2 separate regions of the Homo sapiens genome follow, and region 2 is linked to region 1. A link is an interaction called in ENCODE POLR2A ChIA-PET data of the cell type or tissue named here. Cell type or tissue: Panc1. All regions are shown on one strand.

What was found. Peaks named below come from ENCODE experiments on the same cell type or tissue, not always from the same donor. Only the 100,000 strongest peaks of a DNase experiment are listed, where the experiment ranks them.
Region 2: POLR2A ChIA-PET joins it to region 1 with 6 read pairs; 2 of 35 experiments call an interaction of 5 or more read pairs at or near these places.

Annotation. Positions count from the first base shown.
Region 1 is chr20:62,716,866-62,721,865 of GRCh38, reverse strand. All of the region lies in intron 1 of NTSR1 (neurotensin receptor 1), which reads right to left. Among named protein-coding and RNA genes, the nearest start is that of NTSR1, 11 kb to the right of the region's middle. RefSeq lists a silencer at 300-492. In Panc1, no CTCF peak of the experiment used is centred here; no DNase peak of the experiment used is centred here; H3K27ac peaks cover 896 bases.
Region 2 is chr20:62,469,914-62,474,913 of GRCh38, reverse strand. It overlaps GATA5 (GATA binding protein 5), which reads left to right. Exons shown (of 7, transcript NM_080473.5): 3 at 1,336-1,511. Among named protein-coding and RNA genes, the nearest start is that of GATA5, 3.6 kb to the left of the region's middle. RefSeq lists an enhancer at 651-1,311. In Panc1, no CTCF peak of the experiment used is centred here; no DNase peak of the experiment used is centred here; H3K4me3 peaks cover 2,894 bases; H3K27ac peaks cover 3,979 bases.

The DNA.
Region 1 (5,000 bases):
GAGCAAATACAGAGAAGTGGATCTAAAGAAGTCAGCAGAGGACATAACATGGAATACTCGGGCTTCCTGGCTGGAGGCCTAAGGAAAGGATCCCTGGAAACTAGAGAGTGTGACAGGAAATCTCAGAGAGGTGAGAGCTGAACAAGGGGATCCCCCAGTTCTGTGTATGAGTCAACACAAGTCCTGGAGTTACCACATATGAGGAACACACCTAAACAATTATAGTTAAGGGCTTGAAAACCGCTGTGATATAAACGATCTCCAAGATCTAAGCCTGCCCCTGAATGGCACTTTCATGTGGAATGGCTGAACAGCAAAAGACCCAAAAACAGGCCTGCATTGGAACCACCACGGACAGACAGTGAGACAAAAGCGGCAGCTCTGACCAAGCGGGCTGCCTCTCCAGAGGATTCTAACATAACCCAAAGAACCACAACAAAATTCAAAATGTTCAGGAATTAATTCAAAATTACTTAACAGAAAAAGAACCATGGAAATGGGACTAACTCTCAAGGAAAAGAGAATCAATATATGCCACCCTCAAGATGACCCAGAGGATGGATTTACCAGACAAAGACTTTAAAGCAGGCATTACAACCATGCTCCTTGAGGTAAAGGTAACTCTCTTGAAATAAATGGAAAAATGAAAGTTCTTAAAAGACAAAAAGAAACTATATTAAAAGAACCAATAAAAATTCTAGAATTAAATACTATAACACTATCCAACAAATTGACCTTCATAGAATAATATACCCAGCAATGATAGCACAGCACATTCTGCTCAAGTGTGCATGTGACATTCACCAGAATAGACCATTATCCTAAACCATGAAACAAGCATTCACAAAATTAGGAATTTAAATCATGCACATTTGTTCTCTAAACATAATAGGGTTAAATTAGAAATGGATAAAAAAGTAATATCTGGAAAATCCCAAACATTTGGAAACTAAACAACACATTTGTAAATAACACAAAGGTTAAAGAGGGAATCTCAAGATATAAAAAAATTTTGATCTAAATTAGAATACAATGTTCAAAAATTTTGAGATGCCACTAAAGCATTAATTAGGAGGATGTTTATAGCATTTCATGTTTATGTTAGAAAAGAATAAAGATCTTAAATCAATAATCCAAGCTCCCACCTTAGGAAATCTAGGAAAAGAAGAGCAAATTAAACCCAAAGCAAGCAGAAAAAGGAAATGAAGAAAGAAATATAAATAAATAAAATTGAAAGCTAAAAGACAATAGAAAAAAAATCAATGAAATCAAAAGCTCATTCTTGAAAAAGAACAATAATGTTAATAAAATCCTAGCCATATTGCCCAAGGAGAAAAGAGAGAAGTCACAGATTACCAATATTAGAAATGAACAAGGAGACACTATTACTGACCCCACAGACATTAAAAGGATGATGACAGAATACCACAAATAAATCTATGCTCTAAAATTTGACAAAATAGATTATATGGACCAATTCCTCAAAAGATACAAATTACTAACACTTACTCAAGGAGAAATATATAACCTGAATATTCCTTTATCTTTTAAAATAATTTGTCTTGTGAGATGGAGTCTCGCTCTGTCACCTAGGCTGGTGTGCAGTGGCGTGATCTCGGTTCATTGCAACCTCCACCTCCCGAGTTAAAGCGATTCTCCTGCCTTAGCCTCCCGAGTTGCCAGGACTACAGGTGCCCACCACCACACCTGGCTAAGTTTTGTATTTTTAGTAGAGACAGGGTTTCATCCTGTTGGCCAGGCTGGTCTCAAACTCCTGACCTCAGGTGATCCACCCTCCTTGGCCTCCCACGGTGCTGGGATTACAGGCCTGAACCACTACACCTGGTTTCTTTGAAAAGAATTGAATTTATAAAAACCTTCCTACAAAACTCCAGGCCCGGATGGTTTTGCTGGACAATCTACCAAAGCTTTAAAGAGGAAATCATGCCAATTCTACACAACCTCTGACAGAAAACACAAAAGGAACAAGAACCTCCCAGCTCATGTTATGAGGCCAGAAAACCAGATGAAGATAACCCAGGAAAATAAACTTACAGACCAATATTTCTCATGAGCATAGACACAAAAATTCTCAGCAAAACACTAGCAAGTCAAAACCAGCTAATACACGACGAAATGAGGTCTATCCCAGGAATGTGAGGCTGGTTCATCATTCAAGAATTAACCAAGGTTTTCCACTTATATTTGGCCCCCGGAGTGGTCAAATTCACAGAGACAAAAAGTAGAATGGCGGTTGCCAGGGGCTGGGGGAGGAGGAGATGGGGAGTTAGTGTTTAACAGGCGCAGAGCTTCAGTTTGGAAAGATGAAAAGAGCTCTGGAGAGGGAGGGTGGAGATGGTCGCATGACGATGTACCGAGAGGGAGGGTGGGGATGATCGTATGACGATGTACCGAGAGGGAGGGTGGAGATGGTCATGTGACAGTGTACTTAGTGCCACAGAACTGTGCACTTATATTGATTAAAGTGGTAAATTTTACGTGATGTACATTTTATCACAACTGGAAAGTAATCAATATAATTCACCACATTAACTGACTAATGGAGAAAATCCACATGATCTTGCCACATGATGAGACAGAAAAATCACTGCACAAAATTTAACATTCATTCACGATGAAGAAAAAAATCTCTCAGCACACTAGGAATATAAGGAAACTTTCCTAACTTTATAAAGAGCTCTAACAAAAACTTAAATAAACGAAAAACTTTTTTTTTTTTTTGAAAGAAAAAAAAAGGGACTGGAAGCAAGGCAAGGATGTCTACTCTCATCACTCCTATTCACCATCATACTGGACGTCATAGCCAGAGCAGTGAGGCAAGACCAGGAGCTGGCCAGGATGCAGAGTGACCACTGCTTCATGTGGGTTAAGGCTAGGGTGAGGGACGTTCAAAACAGCGCATCGCTTAGGAAACACTGGCAAACATACACTTTCTGTATGACCCAGCAATCTGAAACCTACGTATTTACTCATGAGAAATGAAAATGTATATTCACACAAAATTCATCATATGTGAATATTTGTAGCTACTTTATTCATAATCGCCCAAACCCAGAAACAACCCAGAAGTCTTTTGGTGGGCAAATGCCTCAACAAAACGTGGTCCATCCACAGAATGGATCTGACTGCACAATAAAAAGGAACGCCTGGTCAATGCAGGCAACAGCTCAGAGGATGCAGTGAAGGAAGAAGGCCGGCTCGAGAGGCCACAGCCCAGCTGGCTCCATTCACTCGACGTCCCAGAAAAGGCAAAGCTGTGGGGGAGGAGAGCGGACCAGTGGGTGGAGGGGCGGGCATCGGGGCGGGTGGGCCACAGGGCTGGAGGGCGGGGGCCGGTGTGTCTTCTGAAGTGGGGATACATGGCTGCATTTATCGAAGCTCATAGGTGCGAACAAGCACAGAAGGGAATCTTATTGCCTGTCAGTCGAAAAATGAAGTAGGAACAACGAAAAGCACGTCTCTGGTATCCAACCCCTCTCCGCCACCTTCTCCACCCCCACCCTGGCCTAGGACTCCTTGGTCACTCCCCAGGCATCCAGCAGCAGCTTCCCAACCATTCTGACCCCTAAATGCATTCTCCACAAAGCAGTCAGAACTGTCCCTTTAACGTGTAAGTCACGTGGCGGCTCTGCTCAGAATCTCCCACGCCCACTCACTTCTTCCAGAATAAAAGCTGTGGCGAGGTCTACGAGGCATGATCTGCCCGTGGCTTCTCACACGGCCCTCTGCTCCCTCCGCTCCGGCCACCCCGCCAGGCCAGCGCTGTTCCTCCAGCACCCCCAGCACGTGCCTGCCCTGGGGTCTTTGCACCTGCTGTTCCCCTACCTGGCATCTTCCCCGACGCCCACCGGAGTGCTCCTGCAGGGTCTGCACGAGGCCTTCCTGACCTGCCTGCACCCCCACGCTCCCCCCGTGTGGTTTTCTCTGCGGCTCTCGTTACTCCTTGCCGGCCATGTATGGTGCCTATTTATTTCGCTTATTTTCTGTCTTCTCTGATGGGACGTGAGTTCAAAGGGCCAGAACTTTTTGCCAGTTTTTTTGGGCTGCTATACCCCCATCCTGGCATGTGGTAGGTGTTCAGTGAATGAATGATGAGTGAATGAAGGAAGGAAGGAAAGATGTTAGCCCAGATGCTCAGAAGAGAATTCCTCCTGCCTGGGGAGGCTCCCAGCCCTCCCAAGCGCTGCTGCATTTCTGCCGTTGTCCAGGGGAGAACACAAATCATGCTCATGGGCGATTGAGTCCTTCTTCCACCCCAGGCACAGTCTCCAGCGTTTTATGTCATTAACTCATGAGACTGCAGGGCAATCGCTACCTCCAGTTGGCTTATGGGGAAACAGAGGCACAGATGGTCACACCATTTGCCCAGAGTCGTGCTGCTGGCCAGTGGTGAAGCTGGGATTTGAACCTGGGTTCTGGCAAGCCAGCCATTCCAAGCCACTGGGGACAACCCAAAACCACCTATTCTCGGGAAGCATTCTCCTGATCTCCTTCTTGCTTCCCTGACTGCCTTCAGGAGCCAGCCCTGGGTATGTAGGACACAGCCCCCACAGGTGCACAGGGATGTAAAATCCCAAAGTAGGCACGGGTGGCTTCGGGTGGGTCAGCATGCTGGGCACCTCCCCTCTCCAACCTGTGCCAGGTCCACGTGGCACTCCAGACCCAGGGCTCTCACCTTGCCCTCCTGGGGTGGGTGGTGCCCCACTGGCAATGCTTTTGGGAAGAGCAGTGGGCACCAGGGTGGGGCAGGCGCCTTGCCCCGCTCTGGGCCTCAGTTTCTTCATTGACGCTGCAGAGCCCGGTGGTCCCCCTCCGGAGCTGTGCATTCCCCTTGGGGTGACACATGGACGGGGACAGCCCCTTGGCCACTGCGCCTTCACTGGCGATGGCAAGGTCAAACTCCAGGGCATGGCGGGGGAACAGTGGGGGTCTCTGAGACAGGCAGACCCCATGGCTGTGACCTCAGTAACACCATCCCC
Region 2 (5,000 bases), 250 kb after region 1:
CCTCCCCCACGGTCCGAGCCTCCCTGCCAGGAGCGACACCAGCAGCCCCGGGGCGAGACGAGTAAACCTGGGTAACACCCCGCACGGGAAACACCCATCCAGAATTCTGTTTTAACCTGTTAATGAGAAGGAACATCTATTTCCAAACAGCATTCCGGATTGTGCCAATGTGGAGCCTCAAAAGTCTTAATCGTTTTTGTTTTTGTTTTTGAAAAGTTTTGGAAACGATTTTTATAAAGCCCAAAACATCGGTTTATTTAAGTGGCCACATTCGTCTCGGTTCTAGGACGTTTACTGATTTTAATTTGAGACCTGGTTTCAGTCGCTTCCCGAGTATCAGTTTGGAGAATCGGATTCTCGGCCTGTGAGGGGAGCGGCTCTTCCCGGTTGCAGCGTAGTCACTTTCTGGCGAAGGCGGCTCCTCTGAGCTCCGCAGGGGCCCATCCCGTCCCTCCGGGACCTTGGAGGCCTCGACACCCAGCTCCGGAGCTGCCTTTGGGACCCCGCCGGCCCTTTGGCGCAGGAAGCGGGCGCAGCGGCATCCGCAGGACCCCTGGCCCCCGCCTCCCTGGACAGCCCGGCTGCTGGCGCCCACCCCCGGCGGGGCGATGATTGATCCCTGCCCCACCCCCACTCGGCGCCCGGGCCTCCCTCGCGCCGGCGCCGGGCCGGGCCTGGAGGGGACCAGGAAGACCTCCACCCCCAGCCGCACAGTGTGCGAAGCCCGGCCCCAGGGGGCTGTGAGGCGGGGCTGGCCTTCTAAAGGAAGGACACTGGTTGCGACCACAGCCAAGCTGACAGAAGGCACCTCCTCCACCCTCCCAACCCCCCACCCCTGTCATGGACCCGCTTTGCAGAACAGGAGGACAGCGGGGTTAGCGTTCCCAGGAGAGCCCAGGGGCGCCCAAGAGTGTCTGCCAGATAAAGCCCCTTCATCCCTCCCCTGCCAGTGTAGACACCACTTCATCCACCTCCCCCGCCAGTGTAGACACCCTGCTTTCCCAGCAGGTCAAACAGGCAGAGGCCAGTGCTGGCCCCCGGTCCCGGAGCCGGGAGTCCCAGGTGTCTGTCTTCAGGTTCTGTTTATTAACACCCCATCCTCGAAAAACCAACCCTAGCGAATTTTATCGTATGTGAATTAAAAATTTAAAAATAAGATGAAGTAAGCAAATAAATTTTAAAATAAAATACATCTAAGGCACAAGATTTGTGCCTTAAGTTTATTCGTCTGACGAAAGCCGCCAGGCTCCTGGGGAGGGGAGGGTGCCGGCCCATGAGCTGGGGAGGATCCTGGGGAGGGGAGGGCCCGGGCCCACCAGCTGCCTGTCCCCTCAGTGTCCGACTTCTTGGAGGAGTTCCCGGGTGAGGGTCGTGAGTGTGTCAACTGCGGGGCCCTGTCCACACCGCTGTGGCGCCGAGACGGCACCGGCCACTACCTGTGCAATGCCTGCGGCCTCTACCACAAGATGAATGGCGTCAACCGGCCGCTCGTTCGGCCTCAGAAGCGCCTGGTGAGTTCGGGCTGGGCAGAGGGGCGCCTGGGCGCAGTGCTCCCCCGAGGGGACCTCTTGCAATCCACCCAGGTGACACCAGAGCCCCTGGGGTAGGGGGTAGGGAGTGTCCCAAAAACAGCCTGGGTGCCCGCCCCGGTGGGTCAGGTCAGGCCGGCTCAGGTCTTCTTTGAGAGCGCTCAGGGCAGGGCAGGGGATCCCAGTGGGGATGCCAGGGGCCACCAGCTCATAGCGCCCAGCCCTGGAGCGCTCTGGGGGCCAGGAGCCCAGGCTCTGGAGCAACGGTGTCAGCCAGGCTCAGCTGAGTGCTGGGTCCAAGAAGGCCTGCTGCCAGGAGCCAGGAGCTCAGCCCTACGAGTCGGTGGTGGCTGGCTGTGGCCTGGCCCTGTCTCGGAGGCCTCAAGGTGACCCTACCTGGGATGAGGCTTGAGGGAAGGTGGCTGCTGGATACTTGATTGAAGGGCCTTGAAATCTGAAACTGGAGAGTCTTTGGGTCTGTAGTCCCCTCGGGGAGCACTTTCTACCCATATTTCAGGGACCGCAGGGACACCAGGTTTATGCCTGTCCTCTGCCTCATGGGCTAAACTTGTTTTCACTTTTGGTTCTTCCTGGCTTGTGGCTGAGCAGGGAGTGGGGGACTCCGGAGCCTGGACTTTTGCCCCAGGCAGGGCACAGTCCCCAGAGGCTGGAAGAGGCTGAAAGTTGCTTTGTTCTATACGTTTCCCCAGGCAAACCTTTACTTTCGAGTAATTGTACAAATAAGGATTTGGGGTGTTGATGTCGTTTGCAAGTTATCTAAAATTGGGGAGGCCACAGTGGCACCTGGGTCAGAAGGCTGAGCAAGGGTATGTTCCTGGGCACCAAGTCCTCCTCCGCTGGTGGTGTGGACTCCGTGCGGGGTCGATCAGCCAGCTCCCGCCGTCACCCTGGGTGGAGGCCAGCCCTCCTGCCGCTGTCCTTGCCGGGTGGCTGTTCTAGATGCCTGGATTCGCGTGCTATGCCGGTGCAGCTCTGAACATCCCTCAGTTACAGGCTGAGGGGAAATCCTGGGGCCCTGGGCTGTGGGGGACCAGGACCTGAGCGTGGGAGGTCCCAGTGGAGCAGGTGGTGGGAAGCAGGACCACAGGCCGGGGGCGGCCGTCACTTCTCTTCCTTGGAGCTGGCCTAGGGCCTGGGGCTCTGCAGGCCCAGCCTCCTCCCATGCCTGCCTCTCGGAGGGAAGGCTCCTAGGAGTCCATCCCCCTCTTGGCTTGTGTGCCGCTGTGACTCTGCCTGTGCTCCCAGGTGTGCTGTTCCAGCCTGGCGTCCACGTGGCCCTCACTGAGGGGTTAACCACTGAGGTTAAGAAGGGGTTAGGGGCCAGGCACGGTGGCTCATACCTATAGTCCCAGAATTTTGGAAGGCTGAAGCAGGAGGATTGCTTAAGCTCAGGAGTTCGAGACCAGCCTGGGCAACATAGCAAGAACCCATCTCCACTAAAAATTTAAAAAAAAAAAAAAAAAAGAAATTAGTCAGACATGGTAGCACACACCTGTGGTCCCAGCTACTCAGGAGGCTGAGGCAGGATGATCACTTGAGCCCAAGAGTTCAAGGGTATAGTAAGCTATGATCACACCAAGGCACTCCAGCCTGGGCAACAGAGGGAGACTCTGTCTCTAAAAATAAATAAATTGGTCCTGTGCAATGGCTCATGCCTGTAATCCCAGCACTTTGGGAGGCTAAGGCAGGAGGATCACTTGAGCCCAGGAGTTCGAAACCAGCTTGGGCAACATAGGGAGACCAGGTCTCTACAAAAAATTTAAAAGTTAGCCAGTCACGATGGCACACACCCATGGTCCCAGCTACTTGAGAGGCTGAGGCAGGAGGATCTTTTGAGCTGAGAGGCTGAGGCTGCAATGAGCCGAGATGGCACCACTGCACTCCAGCCTGGGCAACAGAGCAAGACCTCATCACAAAAAAAAAAAAAAAAATTGTAATTGAAATTAACTTCTCTTTAATTTAATTACATTTTAAGTTAAATTAAATTTTTTTTTAAAAAAGAGAAGTGGTAGGGAGCTCAGCCCAGCTCCCGTGAGACTGCAGCCCAGACCTCCCTTCACCCTCACCCATGCAAAGGGCTGCCCCTCCTCTGGCTGTATCCACTCTCCCCACTGCCAGGCCTTGAACTGAGCACCGGGACACTCTGGTGTCAGGAGGAGCTGCTAGGAGGGAGCCCCTCCTGCTGCCCTGCCCTGCCCTGGGTCTTCCAGCCGGGCAATACCTGTGTCCAGTTGGATCCCAGACTCCTGGGCTGGGGCATCTCGTAGACAGTTCCCCAGCTCTTTGAGCCTTTGTCTCCTCATCTGAGAAGTGGGGAGAGGAACTTGGAACCGTCCACACCTTGCTGTAAAAGTTAAATTAGCTGGTGTTGTGTGCTTGGGCCTTGGCTCTGAGGACGGGCTAATGGGGGCCCTTGGCGTGATGAGGCCTCCATTCCCTGGTCTGGGGTAGACAGGGTGGGCTTTGGGGTGCCTCCTGGGGGAGGACCCTGTTTACTGTCCATCTTGCCAAGACCAGAGGCCTCGGAGGGTAGGGACCACCGTGCCCTCTCCCCATGGTCTGGCTCTGTGCTCGGACACGGTTGGGAGCTCTTGGGCCCCAAGCAGCCCACCCCCAAGAACACTGAAGCCTCGGCTGAAGCCTGGGGCCCGGCAGCCAAGGGCAGTGCGGACAGCAGACCTCCTAGCCCTGAGCCACCTCTGGCACCAGCTCCAGGAAGTAGCCCAGTGTTGCATGGAGCCAAGCGTCCCTTCCCGCTGAGCAAGACTGGTCCTTACCTGGAGTCAGGCACCTAACACCCACCCAACCCCAGGGTTTCCTTCCTTCGAGCCCTTCACAGACCCACGTCCCCAAGTCAGTTTGTCCTCGGCCAGCAAGGGGCATGGGCACTGTATCAAGTGCTTACTACATCCCCCCTCCAGGAGGGGACCTGTTTGAATTTGGAGACATTCCAGCCACTCACCCGTCCCCAAGGCTCAGACTCTGCGGCACAGCAGCCTCTGGTTGTCCACGGCCCAGTCTTCCATCTCAGAGGAGGCTGCTGCACTGCGGGTCACTGTGACCTGCACCTTTACTCCAAAGTGTTTCCCGGCGTGTGCGCTTCATCCCTCCAAGCCAGGCTCGAACCTCCTTCCCTCTCCCGCCTTCCTTGAATTTCCGCCAGCACCGGCCCGGGCCCTGCCCTGCCCAGAGCCTGATTTATTTGGATGTCTCAGATGCACACAGAGCCTGGTGCTTAGAGCGGCTCTGCTGCGCGCAAGGAGGCTTTGAAGTTTGACTTCTTTTGAAAAGAACCGACAAAAAAGAAAAACGAAATGCAGCCGGGAGAGAGGCCTGGGGGGCAGGGTGCTGAGTGTGGCCAGGCTGGGCTGCTTGTTGGGCAGTGAGGAGGGGACAAATGAAGGCATCGTCGCGGTATGGTGGCACAGGGAGCCCCAGCGCGGGCAAGCT